Linked DNA regions of Homo sapiens: regions 1, 3, 4 and 5 are each linked to region 2. The links are chromatin contacts, found by Hi-C in ENCODE. All regions are on one chromosome and are shown on one strand. The core of a region is the stretch at or near the end of the contact, and the rest is flanking DNA. Distances in the headings are between cores, read along the strand shown.

Region 1 (4,369 bases), core at 1,607-4,106, 5.2 Mb after region 2:
ACTTAGAAAACAATTTCCTACCCCTGAGCACCAAGAGGAAAGAGTCCAAGGAACTAAGTCTGTGTAGGTTCAGTGGTTTGCAGATTCATGCTTTGGGAACTCTTTATTCAAATGAAATCTCTCTTGGAACCGTGATATAAACAAAACAGACAAAGTCATTTTATTAGCATTCCTTTATTTTAGAAGTTCACACCTATAATTTTATAACAATCGTGAAAATGTTACTCAGAACTAGATGTTTTGATGACACATAGCAGAAATCTGTGGTTCAAGATGGTCATTGCAAACTTAACCAATCTCAGCATTCTATTCTGCCTTTTGTTTTGATTGCACAGAATCAATATAATTCTGATTCATATGGAAAATAACTTAATATCTTAACCTCCGCTCAGGATCTTCATCATAAATGTAGGTCAGTACATACCTAAAAATTGTCAATGATCCAACATGGTCACATGTGACATGCTACACTTGCACCTAGTACCAAACAAGCTGATACTTCAATGAGATCTGGTTGGCATATACACCCAAGCCTTGTCTGTCCCCTCAGAGCACTGCACACAGATAGTGAAAGAACTTGTGTACAATAAGAAATTCACAGGGATGAGGCTGGGCGCAGTGTCTCACGCCTGTAATCCCAGCACTTTCAGAGGCCGAAGCAGGTGGATCACTTGAGGTCAGGAGTTCGAAACTAGCCTGGCCAACATGGTGAAACCCCGTCTCTACTGATAATGCAAAACTTAGCTGGGCGTGGTGGCACATGCCTGTAGTCCCAGCTACTCGGGCAACTGAGGCAGGAGAATAGCTTAAACCTGGAAGGCGGAGGATGCAGTGAGCCAAGATCACGCCACTGCACTCCAGCCTGGGTGACAGAGCGAGACTCTGTCTCAACAACAACAACAAAGATATTCACAAGGATGAATTTAAATAGGTAAATGGCAGTGTAGAACTACATCCTTCCTAGTCAATTACACCTTTAGGAGACTTTAAATAGGCACAGAAACGACAAAGGGCTTATACTGAGAATTGCACAAAAATGAGTTACTTGGCAGCACAAGGTAGGGATTGTATGTGTCACAAGAGTATATAGACTGTTCTACCTTCATGCTCTACTCATTGCCATATCCCTTCGTGGTTCCCTGAGACTCAGGTGAAATTACCTTCCAATATTGCCTGGAGAAGGGCCTCCTCCTCCTCAGCTGCCTCATAATCCTTTATTAGTACCAATAACTGCAAGAAACCAGGGGCTGGGCCATCCTCTGGCAGATTAAGCTCTCTGCGAATTGTTTTGTGGACTGCCCCAGCAATGACTTGGTCTAGGCGGGCCTGATTCACAGCATCTCTCTCAATTGCTCCTCTCTGTACCAGCTTCTGTAACAAAGGCTCCAGCCTTAGTACATAAGCCGACAACTTTTCCTCATCCTTCTGGTAAGTGGTTAGATATTTGACCTGCAACTCCCTAGGATTATCTGTAACCCCAAATACCTCCTCAAGAGCCTGCAGACATTCATCGACAGTAATTAAAGGATTGTTTATCTTGAGGACACGAATAACATCAAGTGCTGGGCCTCGAAGGCTCTCTAGCAATCGCCTTCTCTTCTCTACATCTGGCACCTGCCACGCCTTTATCATCTGAGTAGTATGAAACATCCAGCGTCCAAATTCTTCTTCTCCTGGTTCTGGAGACTCCCTGCCCGAGAACACTCTCAGCTTTTTATACTTCAAGCATTGCAGGGCAGGCTGAAGAGCCTCTAATGCCTGTGCCAACATAGGGGCCCACATTTCCGGGATCATGCCCTGCTCTGGGTCTAAGGAGCCATTTTCATGTCCAAGAGCTCTGCTCAACTCACCCACTGTCATGCCCTCTCCCGCTAAAAATTCATTTAATCTGCTTAAAAATGTATTATCTGGGTCAGGGGGCTTAAAGATCACTCTCCAGATACCCCCTTTTCCCGGTATCTCCTTAGGGACCAGGGCGTGACTAGTCTCCGCAGTAAGCCCTACTAAGGCTACTTTCCTGTTCTCATCCCTCCTGAACATCCTTCCAAGCAGTCTGTACTCCCCCAAGGGAGCTAAACCAGCCTGCAGAGCCTCCTCGATTTCTGCCACACTGCAGCTCTGGGAGATGCCGGCAATCAATAGCGCTTTCCGAGGGTTCATGTCCATCCCCCTGCACCAGTCTTCTAAAAGCCTCAAAGTCATGGTGCCCGAAATAATAGACTTAAGTTCTAAATATGCCAGACCACAGGCGACCACCGAAATTCAAAGTAATCCTCCGCGGTACCCCAGAGAAATCTTGTCAACGTGCCGAGGTCCAGCAGCCTGCAAGACAGAGCAGACAGGTTAGCTAAAGGTGCCAACGTCCAGGGCAAGCGTGCAGGCCCCAAGCCCCGCGCGCCCTGCCCCCAGCGGCGACGCCAGGGCAGCCGCACTGCGGCGCGCGCCCCTCACCCCTCCCAGCCCTGGTGCCTGGCGGATGTCGGGCCTGCAGGGCCGCGTCGGGCCCGCTTCCACTCACCGTGATCTAGTGCTCGTGCCCGCGTCCGTGCGCCGGCGGCCAAGGTGCCTGGCCGGGCCCCGACGAGGCGCGGGAGGGCAGGCTCCCCTAGGCTCTGACGGACACTCGGGGGCCACAGCGACCGATGCCGGTACTCCAGGTGCCTGTGGTACTGTCTGCAACGAGAAGTGATGGGGCGATGACAGTCGCGAGCGGGCACCAGGGGGCAAGGCTGAGGAGCGCTGAGTCGCCAGACCCAGAGAGCCACCCACCTGGAGGGACGTGCCGCCACCCGCGCCGCCGGAGCTCCGGCTCCAGCCCGGATTCCACCTGTTTTGGTCTCGCTCGGGGAAGCTGCGCGGCGGGCGGGGGCGATCTGACGTCATGAGGGGCGGGCCTCGGGGGCGGGGCGCGCGCGCTTCCGGCCCGAGCCGGAAGCTCCGACTGCGGCGGCATCCGGGACGGCGGGCGGGCTGGCCACCACGGGACAGGAAGGTGAGATCCGGGACCTCAGCTTTGCAAGCAGGCTCCGCCGGCGACCGCTGACGGGCGCTGGGCTCGCGGCGCTGCAAGGCGGCGAGGCCCGGGCCTGGCGCCGCCTGCGCAGCCTTGGTCGCGGCGTGCCGGCGCTGCAGCGCGGCAGGGGGCGGGGCCGGCCGCCCGGAGGCCCAAGTGGCGGGGACGCCTCCCTGCCGGGTCAGGTTCTCAGAGCGGGTCTCCGGCGGCGGCGACGGGGGCCGGGCCGCGCGTGACCCGCCGCAGTCACGCCGTTCTTAATCACTAGTAGCTGGTGCTCCAGGCTGGCGGCGCTCACCTTTCTCCTAGCCGGGTGACCCAGGGGATTTATTTTATGTTGGCTTTCTCTGAAATGCCAAAGCCACCCGATTATTCAGAGCTGAGTGACTCTTTAACGCTTGCCGTGGGAACAGGAAGATTTTCGGGACCATTGTAAGTGCTTAGGAGTTACTGTCTTAACTTGGGGGCTTGACTTGTAGCACCCCGCGTTCACGTCTGAAGCAGTACTGTTATGCCAGAAAGTGTTTCACCTGTCAAAGTGAAATGTGCTGTGAGAAACTAGTTTAATTCCAGTTTCTGGAGGGCGGGTATTATGGACCTGTTTAAGTAGGATGCAGTGATTTATTCTGAGGGATTCCCGTTAAAAAGCAGAACTCAGTATATACTGAAATCAATGGTTTTTTGTTTTTTTGTGTGTGTTGTTTTACTTGATTGTAAGTATTACACAAAACAACCTGTAAGTTTTACATTTCTTAATAGGTGTTTAATTTAATTATTTTAAATCTTAAGTGTGTTAGTGGGATATTTTAGAATTCTTTTTTTTTTTTTTTAATTAGACAGAGTCTCGCTCTGTCGCCCAGGCTGGAGTGCAGTGGCGTGATCTCGGCTCTCTGCAAGCTCTGCCTCCTGGGTTCACGCCATTCTCCTGCCTCAGCCTCCCGAGTAGCTGGGACTACAGGTGCCCGCCACCACGCCCGGCTATTTTTTTTGTATTTTTAGTAGAGACGGGATTTCACCATGTTAGCCAGGATGGTCTCTATCACCTGACCTCGTGATCCACCCGCCTCAGCCTCCCAAAGTGCTGGGATTACAGGCGCGAGCCACCGCGCCCGGCCTAGAATTCTTGGAGATAAAGCAAGTACATTTGGAGTAGTTGCCGTGACAGCATTACTAGACCCTAATTGTATTTTCTTTTTTAATTTGAAGGCACAGAGCATGGAGAATGATGAACTTCCGTCAGCGGATGGGATGGATTGGAGTGGGATTGTATCTGTTAGCCAGTGCAGCAGCATTTTACTATGTTTTTGAAATCAGTGAGACTTACAACAGGCTGGCCTTGGAACACATTCAACAGCA
Region 2 (4,184 bases), core at 156-2,655:
ATCTTAGTAATTTTAAACTGGGCTTAATAAACCTAATGGAAACAAAGACTTCCATTTTTCGGTAAGCTCTTACCCTAGATATAGTATCACAAGTAAAGCTATAAAAAAGATGGGGCCTCACTCCATGAAATATTGGCTGTTTCAGGTTTAGCCCAAAAACATAAAAAGGAGAATAGTAGTAGCAAAGAATAAATGCATTAACTCATCGGCCCACAGGTTTCCCCTGAAATACACATCAGCACGGCTGGAGAGATTGCAAATTAGGGAATGAAAACATAAAAATCAAAAAGGATCAGCTAACTCCAGGGGGAAAAAAATTTCCCCTAGCAGAAGGTTATATCTTGTGGTCACACTACAGACCAGGTCATCCTTGCAGCAGGCATTCAAGCTTGTTCTGAGTTGAATGTAAGGATGCAAGCTCCATCCAACTCAACCCCAAAAATCCGAGTTCAACCTTAACATTTTCAAGAAACATTAGCCCTAGATGTAATTTCGGATACAAAACCAAAAAACAAAAACCTTCTCACCCAAAGGTCGGCCACCATGAAGCCCATGGGCCCAGAGGGAGTACCCGGTAGTTTCAGGCCGCTCGCTTATCTTCCTTTTAAAGAGACCTTGAGGCACCAGTCCTGCCTCCAAACGAAATCCTATTCGGCGCTACCCTCTCTGGAGGAGCCCATTCTTACCCTGCACTAACAACTGCACGGGACTTAACGACTCCACCACCCACCAACTCCTCCAAAAGGGAGAGACACAGCCAAAGCATCCCACTGGGGCGTTCTCTTTCGCACACGGACGCTCCCGCACTCCCTGGCCCTTTCTGGAGCGACGCTCCCCGACTGCCATCTCCGCGATGAAGACAGCCTGTGCCCCACTGCCTGGGACGAGGGTTCCAGCCCCGGCTACTTCACTACTTAGACCTGTCACTTTACTCTCTGCACCTATACTCTCTGGACCTCCGGATCCTCATTTGTTCAAACCTAACTGCCTGTCTGGTTCGTGTTAAACGAGAAAGCACCCGCCCCAGCCCCGCAGCGGGCCCGCCCCAACCGCCTGCTGACTGGCACCCTAGGGGAATGCGGCGGAGAGTGGAGCCGGTGGAAACGCAGGGCAACGCCGCGGGGGCTTGTGGGGCTGGCCCCACGGGGCGGGCTCTTGCCGCCCCCCGCGTATCCCCGCAGCTTGCCGCTCACCCCGCCGCCGCTGACCGCGCCGATGCCGTCGAACTCCCGGCCCAGCCCGTCGGAGTCGTCGAGCACGTACGCGCCGCCGGGCGCCAGCAGCGCACACAGCAGCAAGGGCACCGCGGCGCGGCCCGCCGAACCCGCGGCCGCAGTCATAGCTTTCGCTCGGCGTTGCCAGGAAGCCGAGAGTAGCCACTCAGCCATTGTGTGGGTCACATGACTCCGGCGCCCAGGGAGGCGGGTCCCGTCGCCGCCACGATAGATACGGGCAGGAGGCCGCTGATGCTGACGCCGCCGCCGCCATTTTGAGTGCGGGTCAAGGGCCTCTGACGCAGCTGGCGGAGTGTTGAGAAAAGAAGCAGCGAGCTTTTTCTTATCGCTCGCGTGTCTGTGGTCAGCTACTGGATTTCACATGTACTTACTGCTGGCTTCTCTTCCGGCGTCACCTGGTGGAGCACTTTAACGCAGGGAAGGTGGATTCCAAGGTCCGCCAAAGGAAGAGGGCCATGAGTGGCCCTACCATGGCTCTTCCCCAGCATCTCAGGGAGTATCTACCTCGTGCGAGGACCAGGCTTGGACACCAGGTCCCGATTCCATTGTCATCTTGGTGGAATCACTTTGCTTTTGGAGCCTGAGTTTTCCCTTATGTGAGATGAGGCGAGAAGAGCAGCAGAGTGAGGGACTGAGAGAAAAGTTAATAAGCACTCAGTACATTTGAATGCATTCCACAAGTGGCAAATAGCTGAGAAGGTTCTCCAGTCTGGTAACTACCCCGGCATATTCAAAGCTTTTAGCCTTGAAGGAGTTAATAATATACCACCTCAAAATATGCTGCTGTGGCATATTGACTATTTTAAATTAAAGGCACTTAAAAACAGCAGGTGCAAGATCACTGTCATGGATATTATGTGTCTTAAAAGGAGGAGATGAAATTCCCATGTGAAAGATGTCTTCCCTATAAAATAACATTGTTATCTTCAAGGACAGAAAGTTGAAGTCGAGGGAAATCTGTCCAAACAAAATTTGTTAATCCCTATCTTTCTAGTCGCTTCTTTACCCCAAGCCCCTTCGCCTTATCATGTTTCACAACTACTATTTTTTGTCCATTTCACTCTATAAGCAATTGGCTCTTAACTGCTGCTTTAGGTCTTTTTTTTTTTTAATGAGGGCCCCCGTGCTATGTAAAATAAACATTTGTGTGGTTGTCTCCTGTCAGTCTATTAATATCTTAAATCAATTTAATACTAGGGCCATGCTGGGACCCTACAGGGACGAAGGTGAAATTTTGCCTCCCCTACAATTTTATAAACTATCTTCCACTGTCAGTTGAAGTGATTCCAGACAGGTAACTCTAAATTGGTAGGAAAGTTGTGAATTGCCCTGAATTTCTGCCACATCCAGCACTGTCCTGAGATTTCTGATTTCCTTGTTATTGAAGTAAATTAAAGAGACTCTGAAGAGCTGCAGAGAAAGATTTTCTGATCCCCAAATTTCTCTTAGCAGAAGTATGGAACTGGTTATCATTGCCTACACAAGCCCCTGAGATACCACAATGGCAAGGAAAAGACCCAGAGACTTTAGGACCTGTGGGATTTGTCTGCAGAACCCTATTTGGAATCTGATTATTTTGCCCCTTAACCACAAACCTAAATCTAAGTTTCAAGAACTCAATTATACTTGAAGGTCAAAGCTCTGGGCAATCCAATAAATATGCACATTAAGAACCCGATATCCCTGGGTTCTTAATGTACATTAGATATGTTTGTTCTTTCTTTCTTTTTGAATTGACTCTACGTCTATCCTGGTTTACTAAGGACAGTCACAACTTTTGTCTAAACATAATTACTGATAATGCTCCTTTCACCCTCAGTAGTCTTCTGGCTTGGATCAGTTAAATAGTCCCCTGTGTATGAACCACTTATTTTCTTTGGTTTCTTCTTTCCCCAGTACAACACGAATCTGAACTCTCTGCCTTGCCACTGCAACCAGTTTATGATGCAAGTCAGTAATTTTCAGTTCTGTGGATTTACTGTTACAGAATTCACTCTGATCCATTTGTTCTAACACAGTATTTTAAGCATGAGCTGGAGCTCCTGTGGATACAAGCCACAGTAACCATTCCATCAAGTGAATGTTAAGCTTCTCTTACCAGCTCTTAACAAGCGCATAAGACCCACTTAATACCGTGACTAGATGGGAAATACCAAGGTGATGACAGAGGAAACTACCTTACACATAAAACTAGGAAGTTGCATGACGATGTATGAATACCCAGCATACACCATCCTGTAGTACGTCATTGTGAAACGGGTCAGTGGTCAGTGGTCTCGTTGTCTGAGGTGTTATCCAAGCTTGTTGTCTCACAACCAAGAGAATTAAGGAGTGTGGACACCAGAGTGAGGTTGAAGAGAAAGTTTATTATATGAAAGAAGAAAGCTTTCTTTCTTTGCCATTTTGCCACTTTTACAGTTGAATCCAAAAGCTTTTATAAGAAACTCCTCTCATCTCTGTAGCTGTTTGTGTAACTTACTTGTAAAGCTATCTGTGCAGCTCCCCTTATCTGTGCAGCTGTGGGTATGTCTTGGGTAAGGATAAAGTTCAGCTTCTCTTGTTTGTGTAACTGTGGGTTCTAGGTAATCACCCTCTCCACCCCCATGCAAGTTCCCACAGAGCCCACCATGTATGTGCCTGAAAAGGGGAAGAAACTTTTTCCTGGGAACCTGCTAATCACACAAAGAACAAAAGGCTTCTATGTTGGGCCTTCCTTTCTTATCAGGGCAGCTGTTGCCTGAGTTTTCCCCAGGCCACTCTATGTGTGCCTGTAGCTTGATTTTTCAGGCTGTCTTTCTGTTTAAAAGAATTTTACCAAAGACCAACTTTAGCTGTCTGCCCAACTAAGTTTTCCCTTTTCTCGTCCCTCAATTGCACCTTGTAGTTGGAATGCACGCCACAAATATTTGAGCAATGTGTGAAGTCTACAAAAGAGGAAGCATAAACTCT
Region 3 (4,497 bases), core at 1,998-4,497, 7.5 Mb after region 2:
TGGGGTTTAACCAATCCTGTGACTCAAATCCCAGGATTCTCAGAAGTTCCTGAGTACTTCCCACCCTCACCTCTTCACTAATGTTCACGAGGCAGGAAGCCATCACATGCTAAGACAGGCCATTTACTCAAAACACCCAAAACATCTGGTCATAGATGCAGACTGATGACAACTGTTTATTTAAGATGTATATTTTGTCATGTTTTCATCATAGGACTAAAGAGGAATCTCAAAACCAAAATGCCAAACTTTATGCAAAAGTCTGATACTTTGGACGAAGTATTTTGAATACTGTTTTCTTTGCTTCTTAAGATCACTGATGTTTGGTGCTAAGTATTTCACTATATTTTGGGTTGTTTTATTAAAAATTTAAATTTAGATGTATTGTTTCAATTTCTTTGGTTCAGATACATGATCTGTTTCCTGCCCTTGCTCATGCTATCAAAATAGCTCCTTGAAAGAGCACCAACATGCTTTTCCATATCCTTAGCATTTCACACACTGTATGTTCTTATCATATTCTACAAAAACACGGCAACTTCACTATGATTTAGCAAAACACAGGCTTTGTACTCTTCCTTCTCAAGGATTACTCTTAATCTTTAATGGCAGCTGCATTCTCAACTTAATACAACGTTCAACAAATAAAAAAGACAACTGCTTCTGAGCCCAATATTATACATTAGGTAAGGAACACGATACTCCTCATTACTGTTCTGTCTCAGGATATAAGTTTGCAAATTCTTCTCCTGATCTCAGTCAACATAAAAGCAGAATTACAGTTTAGAGTGGGCAATGAGAAAGGTGGAATCAAAATAGACACAGGGAAGGCCATAAAGAGTTCGCAAGCATAAATGCCTGATAGCAAAAACGATCACAGAAGATTCCAAAACCACAATCCTGCACAAAGGCCATCTCAATCTTACACAAAAAATACTTCTGCAATGCCTGCCGAGCACCTGCCTGTCCAACCTGGGACTGGTGTCACCTTTGTTACTGATCCTTGTAGTCAAAAATAATTATCTCAAAACAATTATGTAACCCTCCTCATTTTTCCTTTAAAGACCTTTGTCTTCCTCTATCTCCCAGGATACACACAGTTAACTATCGCATGCATTTTCTCATTGCAGTGCTCTATTCCTGAATAAATGCCATTTTCTTTTAGAGAGCCTCTCTCTGTTCGTTATTTAAGTTGACAGCAACAAACAGTTTAGGTTTTTGGCAACAAATCACCAATATTTACTTAAAAACAAACAAAACACTTACAACACAGGTAGGAACAACAGGTTATTTTGGAAAGAGTTTAATATATTCTCTATTGTTAAGTGCACCAGATGCTGGACTTCTGAAACAACAATTATGCTTCTGCATAATAGCTTTTTCTACATATTTCTGTTCATGTTGCTTGTTCCTCTGATTTACCTGGAATCAATGAATCTGAAAAACAAAAAGATTCTTTAAGCACCTGGTAAATTTCAGGTCCCACATTAGAAAATGAGCAATCATCAATAATATTGATGGGGGTGAAAATATGACATTGAGACTTTCGGGTAATGTGCCGAGTTTACTTTCATAGTTTACTAGGCTCAGGTTTCATGCCGAAGGATTATTTGAAAGACTCACTCACTGACATGATTTTCTGATTTTAAATTCGAACACTCTCAAAGCATAAACAGATCACCTCCAGCAACATTGTAAAAAAATACTCAAAGTTTAAAAAAAAAAAAGTAACTTGTGGCAGTACTTAGTGTTCAACAGAAAACACTCCATCTGCTAAACAATATCTCGACTGCAAAGCTTCTCTTACTGTTGGCGGATAGATAATGACATAGCCCAGTCATTATCACCGTGGCAACAGTGACCAGAAACTATCAGAGGAAAATTGCACATGGAACAGCTGGCTCTCGAGCAGGCATGCCTCAGCTTCCTCTGGAGTATGCTTTTTCTGCAAGTCTGGTGTGCTCGAGGGTACCACCAACCCTGTGCGGCTCCAAGACTACAGATTATGTAGCAAGTCCACTGGTCCTGCTCTTCCGGATTTATTCTTCCCGCCAATAGGAGCACTTACCACGTTCCAAGCATCGTCCTAGGCACTGAGGATACAGCAGTGAATAAAACTGAGTGCTGGGTAGGAAGTCAATAACCAAGCTAGTAAATAACTGTATATTGTCAAGCACTGGTAAGTACAAGGGAGAGCAGAGCAAGCAATGGGCCTGATGAGGCTTGCTTTGTCTCCTCTGCACTCCCACACTGCTTTGTATCTGCTTCTCATTTCTCACGATGGGTCCAAGCTTTGGGCACCAGGTCTCCCTGGACATTCCGCGCTGGCACTGCGCCTAGCACCCAGCGGCTGCTCAGGAAACGTTTGTCGAACGAACGAATTCACTTCTTAGTTCCCCATTCAACAAACCTTTCCTGATCCTAGGCCCAACAGGTTAAAAGGCTGGAGGGCCAACGAGGCTGGAAACTCAGAGGCGGCCGGGGGCGGTGGCTCACGCCTGTAATCCCAGCACTTTAAGAGGCCGAGGCAGGAGGATCCCTTGAAGCCAGGAGTTCGAGACCAGCCTGGGCAAAAAAGTGAGACATCGACCCCCCGCCCCCGCCGCCAATTCCGTCTCTACAAAAAGGAAGAAAAAAAAAAAAAACCCAGAGGAAATCACACAGGCAAAAGCGCTTTACAAATTTTAAAAATGAAAACTGTTCTAGAGAAATAATCGCGCGCCGGAGGCGGAAGCCCCAGAGCCTCAGCTCCCACGTGGCGGCGGAGCCAGGGAAAGTCCAGGAGCCAAGGCTACGGCCCGAGCGCTGGAACCCCGGTCAGGCTCCGGCTCCCCGCCACGACGAACTGCATGCGGCCGCGGCGCTCCGGAGGCGCCCGGGGACGCTCACCTAAGCTGGGAGAGGCGGATACCCGCCCGGCCTAGCCCCGCTACCTCCCAAGAGACCAACACGACAAGCGCGCGCCCACCGCATTGCCATGGCAATTCAACCGCCGCTGACACCGGAACCGGAAACTTCATCAGGAGGTGACCCCTTCCCGGCGTTCCGCGGAACGGGCGAGTCCCGCGCCTCTCCCAGTTGTCTCGGCGTAGTCCAGCTGGCCTCATTGGCTCACAGGAGGAAAGTCGTCTTCCCTCTTGTTTTGCCTCTCGTTGCCCTGCAAGCGTGACCCTGATGGACATCCAGTCTCTCCAATTAACTAACAAAGCGGTTGCCGACGACCAATAGTAAGGCAGTAGGATGAGGCTCCGGCATAAGGCCCACCTCCTACCTGCCGGGCGGGACGAGCAACATGATTGGTGGAATCGAGTAATTACTGATCAGTATTGTCCAATCACGGAGGGCAGTTTAGAGCCGGCCCAATGAGGGCCTCCAGGGGGCGGGTCGGACTGCCGCGGGCCGGGGAGCGCTCTGGGTGGCCAGCTGTGGGCCCGGGCCGTCGTGGGCTCCGGCTTGCGTGCGGAGATGAGCGGGTCCCTCGGCCGAGCTGCGGCGGCTCTGCTCCGCTGGGGGCGCGGCGCGGGCGGCGGTGGCCTTTGGGGTCCGGGCGTGCGGGCGGCGGGCTCGGGCGCGGGCGGCGGCGGCTCGGCGGAGCAGTTGGACGCGCTGGTGAAGAAGGACAAGGTGGTGGTCTTCCTCAAGGGGACGCCGGAGCAGCCCCAGTGCGGCTTCAGCAACGCCGTGGTGCAGATCCTGCGGCTGCACGGCGTCCGCGATTACGCGGCCTACAACGTGCTGGACGACCCGGAGCTCCGACAAGGTCAGGCCAGTGTGCCGGGCAGGCGCCCTCCGCCCCGGGCCCAGGAGCATCGCTGCACGAGGCCGAGGGGTTCCGCCGCGCCGGGCTGGGGAGCGGGGCTCCATCCGCCGGGGTCTGTCTGAAGGTTCGAGCCGGGTTAGGGCGAGGAGTACTGCCCTGGAGTAGAGTCTGGGCTGAGGGTGTAGTTGATTTCACTGGGTCTTGAGGATCTGGGGCTCTGTACTGTTGCCAACTTGAGCAGTAGGTAAAGTCCTAAAGGTTCACTTATCCTCACTTCGAGCTAATATAGGCGTTTCGGGGCGATTTGTCAATGACTGACTCGGAGGAGGGTGGCCCGCTGCCTGACTGCTCTGCACGGTTAGGAAACTCATAGTAAGGACCCACTGTGAGATAGGTACTTTCGCGGACACTTTGGGGAGGTTGGAAGCCATTGGCCTACTCGTGGGTAAGGTCTAGGGCTGTCGATGGTGGGGAGAGGGCTGAGGTTGCCCTTGAGGCTAGTGAGGTCGGAGGCTGATCTCGCTTGGCTCACGGCTCAGGGTGTCAAGCATCATCCTCTGTGGTTGCTACAAGCAAAGGGTTGGGACAGCTGTCGGCTGACCTTAGTCGGGATCTATGTTGTCGGGGAAGAGTCATGACATTTGGCTTTAGATACTCAAGCACAGGGCTGAATTTATGTGGGCCAGGGCTTGGAGAGGTTTGTGGGGAAAAGAAGCAGCCCTGGCTCCTGGGCCCTG
Region 4 (4,431 bases), core at 1,932-4,431, 7.5 Mb after region 2:
CGCACCATGCCGGGCATTCTGCTAAAGCATCATCCCCAGTTACCTCAATTATCTTCGCAGCAACCCCAAAAGGGAAGTATTTCAAGAGGTCAAAATTAGGGCATCAGCTTCCCAAACTTGTCCCCCGTCCACTTCCTAGCTTCCTAGCTGCTCAGCCCCAGAACATCATCCCTAAGTCCTAAAGCAAAGGTTCCTTTCAGGATGGGAGGGTCAGGAAACACTGCTGCTCCTGGGTTCCTATCTTTGTGGTCCAGTCAGGCTGCTTAGATTATATATATATATATATATATATATATATATATATTCAGAATCCATATTCTTTTCCAGCAAGTACTGATGACTTAATGAAGACAAGCATCCTGTCCGGTCAGTACTGTTTTCCCAGTGATGAACGTACAACTTTGTCCTTGGATTGTCTAAGATAGGCCATGTGGTGCCAGGAAGAGCATCAGGTCAAAAGCCCTTAGTTCTAATCCTGGCTGTACCACATCCAGCCGCTGGATATCAGCCTTCTCATCTGTAAATGGGCAAGCAATGACAGCCTTGCCTACTACCAGATCCTAGGAGGTGAGAGGCAGGAAGAGCTTTGGAAGACCCCACGAACACATTTGAGTCCCTCTGTAGGCTTCTCTAGAACCCTTCAGAGTTGAAAGGGGTGACCAGGAACCTGGGAAAGAGTCCCAGGGCAGCCCAGGGTTGGAGCTTCAGGGCCAAAGTGGTTAACTGAAAATATTCATTATCACCCCGCCCAGGCTGGAGTCCCCTGGCTTCCAGTTTTGAAGCAGAGGTCAGCTAGGCGGTGTAGGACACTGCTCCTGGGTTGACCAATGGGCCACATCAATGGGTCAGCTGTTTGGGGTCAAGAGCCTCCTGCCCTCCCTGGGGCCAAGGGCCAGCTTTCAGTGCTGGGAGGACCATGAGGGGGGTGAGCCAGGACTACCCACCATTGACAGACAAGGGGAAATCAAGGCAGGGAGAAGAGGGGCAGAGGCAGAGCAGAGGGGAACCCAGGTATCCCGACGAGGCCCCTTCGCCTCAAACTGTGACACCTTCTCACATGTGCTGTGTCTGACACCATACAAAATGCTGATCAGGGCAAAGCTCGTTTAGTGCTCATGAGGCCCTGCGAGGCAACACCTGCCGTGCTATGGTTAGCCCCTTTCCACGGGGAAGGACGCTGAAGCTCTGAAAGGTGAAGCAACTTTCCCAAGGCTACACAGCCAGGAACGGGCTAAGGCAGGACTGGACTCAGGCAATCCAACTTGACTGCCCCATTCCTAACAGCTGGACAATGCGGGAAGCCTAGCTGCCCAGTGGGTTCCCAAAGGCTCCAGGGTGCTTTTGACGTTGAGCTGGGCCTGCCCAGTCTTGCCTCCCGGGGCCGCCAAGCCAGGGCCCCCCGGCAGCCCGCTCCAGGCTGCATCACAAGGCAAAGGGGCTGCCCAGGCATGGCCAGGTCCATGGCTGCTGGAGAGCATGCAAAGCACCCGAGCAGGAGCCTTGTTCCCATGGAGACAGACAGAAAGGACTCCAACTCACTCTGAAGTGTACCTGCAGGGAGCCAGGTGCCAGACTGTACCTGGAGGCAGAAACCTGAGCCTGGATTCTCACCACTTCCCTCTGTGCCACCAACACATCCTCAGGCCTTCTTCTCAGGACCCCCAGCAAGACACGAGTTCCAGAAATAAGACATCCCAGCCCACTTCCCGCTCAGCCACCCCCAGAGGGGCCTCTCTGGTTGAAAACAACGCCTGGGGCCAGCAGGCTTGGCACAGCTGTGGCTGTCAGCCTGCCGAGCACCGTCCGGCCTGAGGAATGTGCAGACCCACATGTGCTGGAGCATCCCGCTGGGGCACAGTGACAGGAAACTGAGCAAAACAGCTCGTTGGCACTGATATGCCCCTCCCACCTCCCAGCTCCTGACTCCTATGGGCTGTTGGCTGCCCTGGAAGTGCAGGCGGCAAGCCCAGGCCCTTCAAGAGAGCCAGGCAGTGTGGCTCTGGGCAAATCACTCCCCCTCTCTGGGCCTGTTTCTGCTTCTCTTGGTGGATGAAGGACGCTGTCCTGCCAAGCTCAGAATGGCAGTGATTTTATGACATGCTCTCCTTTCTGGGAGGACGGTCCATTCTCCTCATGCCCTCATTCATGTGGGATGGGGCATGCCCCCAAGACACATCAAGCTATCCCACTAGCAGCCCTTGGCTGTAGAAAGCCCCCCCACCCAGTGCAGGGATAAGGGTGACCCTTCAGAGTTGAAAGGGGTGACCAGGAACCTGGGAGAGTCCCAGGAAAGCCCAGGGTTGGAGCTTCAGGGCCAAAGTGGTTAACTGAAAATATTCATTATCACCCCGCCCAGGCTGGAGGCCCCTGGCTTCCAGTTTTGAAGCAGAGGTCAGCTGGGCGGTGTAGGACACTGCTCCCGGGTTGACCAATGGGCCACATCAATGGGTCTGCTGTTTGGGGTCAAGATCCCAAGACCCCAGGGGAAGTCAACATCCATCTGAGGCTCTCTCAGGCCCTGCAAGCCATCTCTGGCCTCACTGCCCTCCCCTTTAGAAATGTGGGAATGAGGCTCAGAGAGGTTGAGCTGCTTGCCAAGTTTGCATAGCCAAAAGGCGTCTGAACGAAACTGAGCATTCGGGGTTGGACTTCCCCTCTTCGCCGCCTGCTCTGCTCTCCCAGGCACTACTGAGCGCGCTCGCGGTCGCCAGGAGCGGATTGGGCCCCCGCCGCGCGCAAGCCTTGGTGACAGGTCAGCCCGCCCCTAGGGGAGGCAGAGGGAAGCCCCGAGGAGGCACCCGGCCCGCTGGGGCGCGCTGCCCGGGGCTTTAGGGCTTTTTCTTGTGGGCCGGCCGAAGCTCCCCGGGGTTGAAAGGAAAGGCTCGGGAATTTCGCAGCCAGCACAGAACGGTTGGATTTAAACTAAAAATACCCGCCCGCCCGCAGCTGTCACGCCGGGGCCCCCGCCCCCGCGCCGGGCGCGCCTCCCCAGGTCCCCCAGACTTTCGGCGCCCCCGATTCCCGGGGCTGTGTCAGAGCTGGGCCAGGGGCTGAGGACCCCACCCGCCCGGCCCCCGGCCCCCGGCCCCCGGCCCCAGGCCTGGCCTCCCGGCCCCGTGCCACTTACCCTCCCGGAGCGTGGAGGAGCGCGGCGCCGCGGGTAGCTGGGGCCGAGCCTCCTTCCCTCCTCCCTGCGTCCCGGGCGGCTCCGGGGCGGGGCAGGGCTGGGGCGGGCCCGGACACCGCGAGTACCCCCGCCCCCGCCGGGACCCGCCCGGTGGCCCCGCGGGAGAGGCCGCGCCCCTCTCCGCACGCGCTCAGCGGAGGCCCCGGGTGCGCAACCCCAGCCCGGCGGACATCCTGCGTGGCCCCGGGGACCAGGGCCGAAGAAAAGCCTCACCGCTCCCTGTCGCGGACCCGGGGCGGGGGTTAAGGGGGGGGTCCTGTCCACGCTTGCCTGGAAAGCAGCCCGGAGCCCTGGCCCCTGTCTGTCTCCCCGACACACACACAGCCACCCACCCTCTTCTCATCCTAGGGGATGGCGCGGAGCTGCCTCTCCGGGAAAGTTGGATCTGTGCGCCCAGACATGGAAAAGGGATTAGGACACCGGCAGATCTTGCCCTCACAGAGCGGAGGTGGGGGCCTTGGAAGGGGCACACCGCCCGTAGGCGCGAAATCCAAGAAGAAAATGACACTCATCAGCCAGCCTCGCGCGGGGAGAAAGGGCGGGGTGGGGGGTAGTGGCACCCTGCCCGTCCTCTCCCACCCCCACAGTCCGGGCCCACAGTCCAGGAGTCACAAGGGATGTGAATCCCCAGGCATAATGTGAACCCCCAACAAACCCAAGGCCTCAGAATGCGCCTCACCTCTCCCTCCCCACCAGCAGAAACATCCTCCCACTCTCCCAACCCCTGCTCCAGCCACGCCAACCCTTTAACCTTGTCCCAGAATGTCTAAACTGTATCTGCCTCTGTGCCTGTGCACATGAAGTTGCCTTGGCCCGGCGTTTGCTCCACAGCCTTCTGCCAAACTCCTACTGCTTGATGGCTGGAAGCCTTCGCACCCTGGCGCTCTCCTCCCAGGTCAGCAGTCACTGGCCTTCCTGTGCATCCAGCCCAGCTTTGAACAGTCCTGGGCCCCAACCCTTATCTTTTTCCGAGTAATTACATGGTTGCATGATTGGCTTCACCGCCTCTGGATCAGATGAGCGCTACTAATGAAGGATACAAGTTGTAAAACTAGGTTTTATGTGAACTCCAGTCATCACAGTTTAGGTGCGGCTAGCGATTTTACAGATGCGGGGTTAGTAACTGGCCCAAATCCAGGGCTTCCGGGATGCTGTTTTCCTTTTTTGTTTCTTAGCAGGGATGGCAGATGTTTGTAGAACAGATCCGTGTAAAAGTCAGTATCCTAAGAGATTAAATTGTAAAG
Region 5 (3,993 bases), core at 1,298-3,797, 8.5 Mb after region 2:
GATATCTAGCACATTCTAGGTACTAAATATTCATCAGCTGTGCTATCTAGCTGCCTCATTCTATGGAAGGCTGAAACAAAAATAGTTTGAAGCAATTATAGACCAAAAGCATGGATGTTTAGCGTCCCTCTCTTCACTGCCTTCTGAGATGCCTGGCAGAGGACAACATAAGCTGAAAAAGTCCCCATTCTTTTATTCATAAAGTACATCGTTAGTGCATTTTTTTTTTTTTTTTTTGAACAATGTCTTGCTCTGTTGCCAAGCTAGAGTGCAATGGCATGATCAGGGCTCACTGCAGTCTCAACTTCCTTGCCTCAGGTGATCCTCCCAACCTCAGCCTCCCAAGTAGCTGGGACTACAGGTGTGTGCCACCAAGGCCAGCTAATTTTTTTGATTTTTTTTTTTAGTAGAGACAACGACTTGCCACGTTGCCCAGGGTGGCCTAGAACTCCCGAGCTCAAGGAATCCTCTGCCTCCCAAAGTGCTGGGATTACAGGTGTGAGTGAGCCACTGTGCCAGGCCCCAGGGCATATCTTTACAAGCTGCTTTGAAGTCCATAGCCTTAATACATTATTGAATTATCTGGATCTCAGATTTTCAGTCTTTTAGGGACAACTATGCTACTGGGTCTCCAGCCAAAGCCACCTTGATGACAAGAGGAAAAGAGACTAAATGGAAGAAATGACAATCAAATATAAGTCTGTTTGCAGATCAGCACTATTTAATGGAAATGAAGGCCACATATATAACTTAAAATTTTCTAGTGGTCACATTTAAAAAAACAGGTAAAATTAATTTTAATAGTATATTTTCTTTTTTTTTTTTTTGAGACAGGATCTCGTTCTGTCAACGCAGGCTGGAGTGCAGTAGTGAGATGACGACTCACGGCAGCCTCCACCTCCCACTCCAGGGATCCTCCTACCTCAGTCTCCGGAGTAACTGGGACCACAGGCAGGAACTACCATGCCCAGCTAATTTTTTTTTCTTTTTTCTTTTTTTTTTTTTTTTTTTAACTTTTTGTATAGACGGGGGTTTCCCTATATTGCCCAGGCTGGTCTCTAACTCCTGCCCAAGCGATCCTCCCACCTCAGCCTCCTAAAGTGCTGGATCACAGGTGTGAGACACCGTGCCCGGCTTACATTTTCTTTACTGCAATATATCCAAAATATTTCAACGTGCAATCAATATAAAAAGTGATCAGTGAGGTATTTCACATTCGTCGAACTGACACCCGTGCGTATTTTGCACTTCCAGTGCCTCCTAAACGAACTAGCCTCATTTCAAGTGCTCAGTGGCCCTAAGTGGCCAAGGGGCTACACTAATGGACAGGGCAGGTCTAGGTCCTGTGTTTTTCCCATTCGGAGTCACCAGTCCTACTAGACATTCTGTGAAAAAAGGGAAAGCCTTTGTGAAACTTCCTGAGGACTCACAAATGCACATTATTACATTTAGAGTTTAGAACTTTGGTTAAGGCAGCGTCCTGTATTTGATTCTTTCCCTCTTCCTCTCCGCTAACCCCCTATGTGACACCGTAGAACTTATAATTCGTTCTAATTCGCAGATGGAGGGCATATGAGAGAGGAGGCTCTGCCTCAAACACTTTCTCAAACTTTTGCCGAGGGGTGGCGAGAAGGTAGACTTCCAGGTCCCACCCGATATAGATTAAGGGCTGGAAACACAGTCAAGGGGAAATTATGACCAAGACAACCTTTGCTAAAATGCCAGCGGTGACTGCCATTGATGTTCCTATAAAAGGTCAGCTCTGTCAGGAAGTTCCAGTGCATCATTTGTTCAAAAGTAAAATCAGCCCGTGTTCCAGAATTCGCGGACTGTCGTCAGTCCTAACCTACACATTTATTCGTTCAACAAATATTTCAGCGCCTGGGTCAGGCATCAGGAATACACTGGTGGTTAAAACAGACGGAAAGCTCCATCTGGTGGGACGCAGTCTGGGAGGGAAAGGGAGTCCTGGGGACATGTTTTCGTCGGCTCTAGGCTAAGCACCTCTCGCCGTAGCACACGGGGTCGGCACCGCTGCCCGGCGAAGTACTTGTTACTTTGCAGTCCAGTACGAAGCGGCGGAGTAACCGGTTCCAACCCAAGGCAGCGACTCATGCGAGTCGTTCTAAGCGCCGCGCTGGGGGGTACATACGGTGCACGCGTGGGTGCCTCACCCCCTGGCAGCGCCTCCAGGGACGCTGCTCCGGGAAAGAGCAGCCGCCGCGACCTCAGGCGGCGGGAAAGGTGGGACCTCACAATGCGCCGGAAGCGGTGCCTCGTGGCTTGGGATCTCTCCGGGTTCTTCCTTGCGCCGTCCACGCCGCACTGCCCACGAGGGCGTCCCCGCCCGAGGGACAACTCACCGCCCGGGGCCTCCCTGAGCGTTCCCTTCCACCATCTGACACCCACTGCTAAGTGTGAGAGGACCCAGGGGGTAATTGCCGGGCCGCAGGCGGCCTTAGGAACTCCGCTTCCCGTGAGGCTTCGCGGCGGACGGCGCTGGTGCGCAGGCGCACGCACGGCGTGCGTGGTGGCGTCAGCAGTTCTAGAACGTTGCTGTGGTAGCGCTCGGGCGCCATGTTAGGACGAAGGGGAAGGAGGAGAAGCGCTTAAAGCGGCGGGAGCGGTGCGGGAGAGGGGTTGGACCCAGGGCTGAGGCAGGCCCCCCCCTCCCTCCCGCCTCAGTGGATCATGCCCAGGGCGGCAGCGGCGGCGGTTGCGGGGGGGAAGTGACTGGGCGGTGCCGGCGCCGGAGACGATGCCGTTGTAAGTAATTTGTATTCTGTTTTCTTTCGCTCGCCGGCTGGGCCTTGGGGGGCGTCCGGGAAGGGGAAGAGGTAGGCGGAGAGGGTGGCACGCGAGCCCGACCCTCCCCGCTGGTAGGAGGCAGGCAGGACTGGGGACCTTCCTGTTTCCTCGCTCGCTCGCCGCCGCACTTCCCCCCGTGTGCTGGGTTCCCGCGTCCCCCGACCCTTCCTGGCTGGGTCAGCTGCCGTCGGGCCGGGGGCCTTCCCCTTCCGGAATTGCTGGCGGAACCTCTAACTCGCCCGGCCACTCCAGCTTCTCCGCCCCGTCCACAAAGAAAATCAAAACAACCCGAAAACAAAACATTGCCTGGTGGTGGGGAACCACGACCCTGCTGCACGCGGGATCAGCACTTGGGGTTCGGGCTCGCTCTCGGCGCCCCTCGGGCCCATTCGATGTTGCTTTTCTGTTCCTGGTCTGTCTCAGTTTGCTCACTCTCTTCCTCCCATTTCCAGATGCCTGTCTTGTGCGCCGGAGTTAGCCCCTTTCCACTGACCTTGTCTGAATGTAGGAGCACGAGTTAAAAGCCCAGCTTTGAGCGTTGAGTCCGCCTGCCTCCACCTCCGCCTCCCTAGCATTCACAGGCGGTCGGAGAAGGGGGCACTTCACAGGGTGCCCTCCTCCAAAACGACTTATGTATTGCTTTCCCTGTTTTGTTTTGATGGGGTAACCAGGTTTCATTCTGTTTCCTTCTTTCTCTATCTCTGGTGATACTTTTTTTTTCCTGGTTGTAAGGCTTGAAGCTAGTCTCTTTATGCTTTCTAATGCCACTGCGCCTTTTTCTTTTCTTGGTGGGTTTTTAAAAAGTTTTTTTCTCCCCTCCCCCTTTCTGATAATGAGATATAATTTGGCAGCTCATTGCCAGTAGATTACGGATTTTTTTTTTCCTGCAAATATACAGCATTGTAGAGGCCTAAATAGTGAGACTGCATTTCTTCCATTTTTGAATATTGAAGCGTAAGAGTGCCTCTTTGAGACCAGGGACCGAGTTTTCTTCATCTTAGTAGCCTCAAAACGCAACATGTAATTGACACTCAAAGTTTTGGTTAAATTCAGGATAAAGATTTTTGTGGTTTCTAGACATCGAATGTAGTAACTCAGGTCTATTTTTTTTTTGTAAGTAAGGATAATTTCTTTAGCACATAATCACCGATTGTAGTTTTACAATTATATATGTGTGTGAATGTG

What was found. A loop is a pair of places that touch in the nucleus more often than their neighbours do. Pooled maps may share reads with other maps.
Region 1: a loop to region 2 is called in a pooled map of gastrocnemius medialis, with 11 times the contacts of the local background. The contact joins the promoter of MOAP1 here to the promoter of GALC in region 2. A Hi-C loop is called at or near these places in 8 of 50 pooled maps.
Region 3: a loop to region 2 is called in a pooled map, with 12 times the contacts of the local background. The contact joins the promoter of SNHG10 here to the promoter of GALC in region 2. A Hi-C loop is called at or near these places in 3 of 50 pooled maps.
Region 4: a pooled map shows a loop between it and region 2 (4-fold over the local background). The contact joins the promoter of SYNE3 here to the promoter of GALC in region 2. A Hi-C loop is called at or near these places in 2 of 50 pooled maps.
Region 5: a loop to region 2 is called in a pooled map, with 14 times the contacts of the local background. The contact joins the promoter of PAPOLA here to the promoter of GALC in region 2. A Hi-C loop is called at or near these places in 3 of 50 pooled maps.

What each region holds. Positions count from the first base shown.
Region 1 is chr14:93,182,041-93,186,409 of GRCh38, forward strand. MOAP1 (modulator of apoptosis 1) reads right to left here and starts at 2,857. Exons shown (of 3, transcript NM_022151.5): 1 at 2,770-2,857; 2 at 2,519-2,673; 3 at 159-2,322. The coding sequence starts at 2,202. The coding sequence ends at 1,147. It overlaps LYSET (lysosomal enzyme trafficking factor), which reads left to right and starts at 3,277. Exons shown (of 2, transcript NM_001098621.4): 1 at 3,277-3,445; 2 at 4,220-4,369. The coding sequence starts at 3,366.
Region 2 is chr14:87,991,777-87,995,960 of GRCh38, forward strand. It overlaps GALC (galactosylceramidase), which reads right to left and starts at 1,406. Exons shown (of 17, transcript NM_000153.4): 1 at 1,194-1,406. The coding sequence starts at 1,388. RefSeq lists a silencer at 1,074-1,263 and enhancers at 1,219-1,719, 1,414-1,743.
Region 3 is chr14:95,531,625-95,536,121 of GRCh38, forward strand. SNHG10 (small nucleolar RNA host gene 10) reads right to left here and starts at 3,248. Exons shown (of 1, transcript NR_003138.3): 1 at 1,288-3,248. GLRX5 (glutaredoxin 5) reads left to right here and starts at 3,426. Exons shown (of 2, transcript NM_016417.3): 1 at 3,426-3,760. The coding sequence starts at 3,466. It also overlaps SCARNA13. RefSeq lists enhancers at 1,856-2,645, 2,646-3,435, 2,699-3,158 and silencers at 3,299-3,588, 3,799-3,858.
Region 4 is chr14:95,513,469-95,517,899 of GRCh38, forward strand. SYNE3 (spectrin repeat containing nuclear envelope family member 3) reads right to left here and starts at 3,182. Exons shown (of 18, transcript NM_152592.6): 1 at 3,128-3,182. SYNE3-AS1 (SYNE3 antisense RNA 1) reads left to right here and starts at 2,652. Exons shown (of 2, transcript NR_188030.1): 1 at 2,652-2,752; 2 at 3,536-4,431. RefSeq lists silencers at 2,584-2,878, 2,628-3,437.
Region 5 is chr14:96,499,835-96,503,827 of GRCh38, forward strand. It overlaps PAPOLA (poly(A) polymerase alpha), which reads left to right and starts at 2,548. Exons shown (of 22, transcript NM_032632.5): 1 at 2,548-2,766. The coding sequence starts at 2,759. It overlaps PAPOLA-DT (PAPOLA divergent transcript), which reads right to left and starts at 2,492. Exons shown (of 1, transcript NR_122121.1): 1 at 1,814-2,492. RefSeq lists enhancers at 1,253-1,849, 1,850-2,444, 2,362-2,621, 2,445-3,040 and silencers at 1,960-2,303, 2,742-2,861.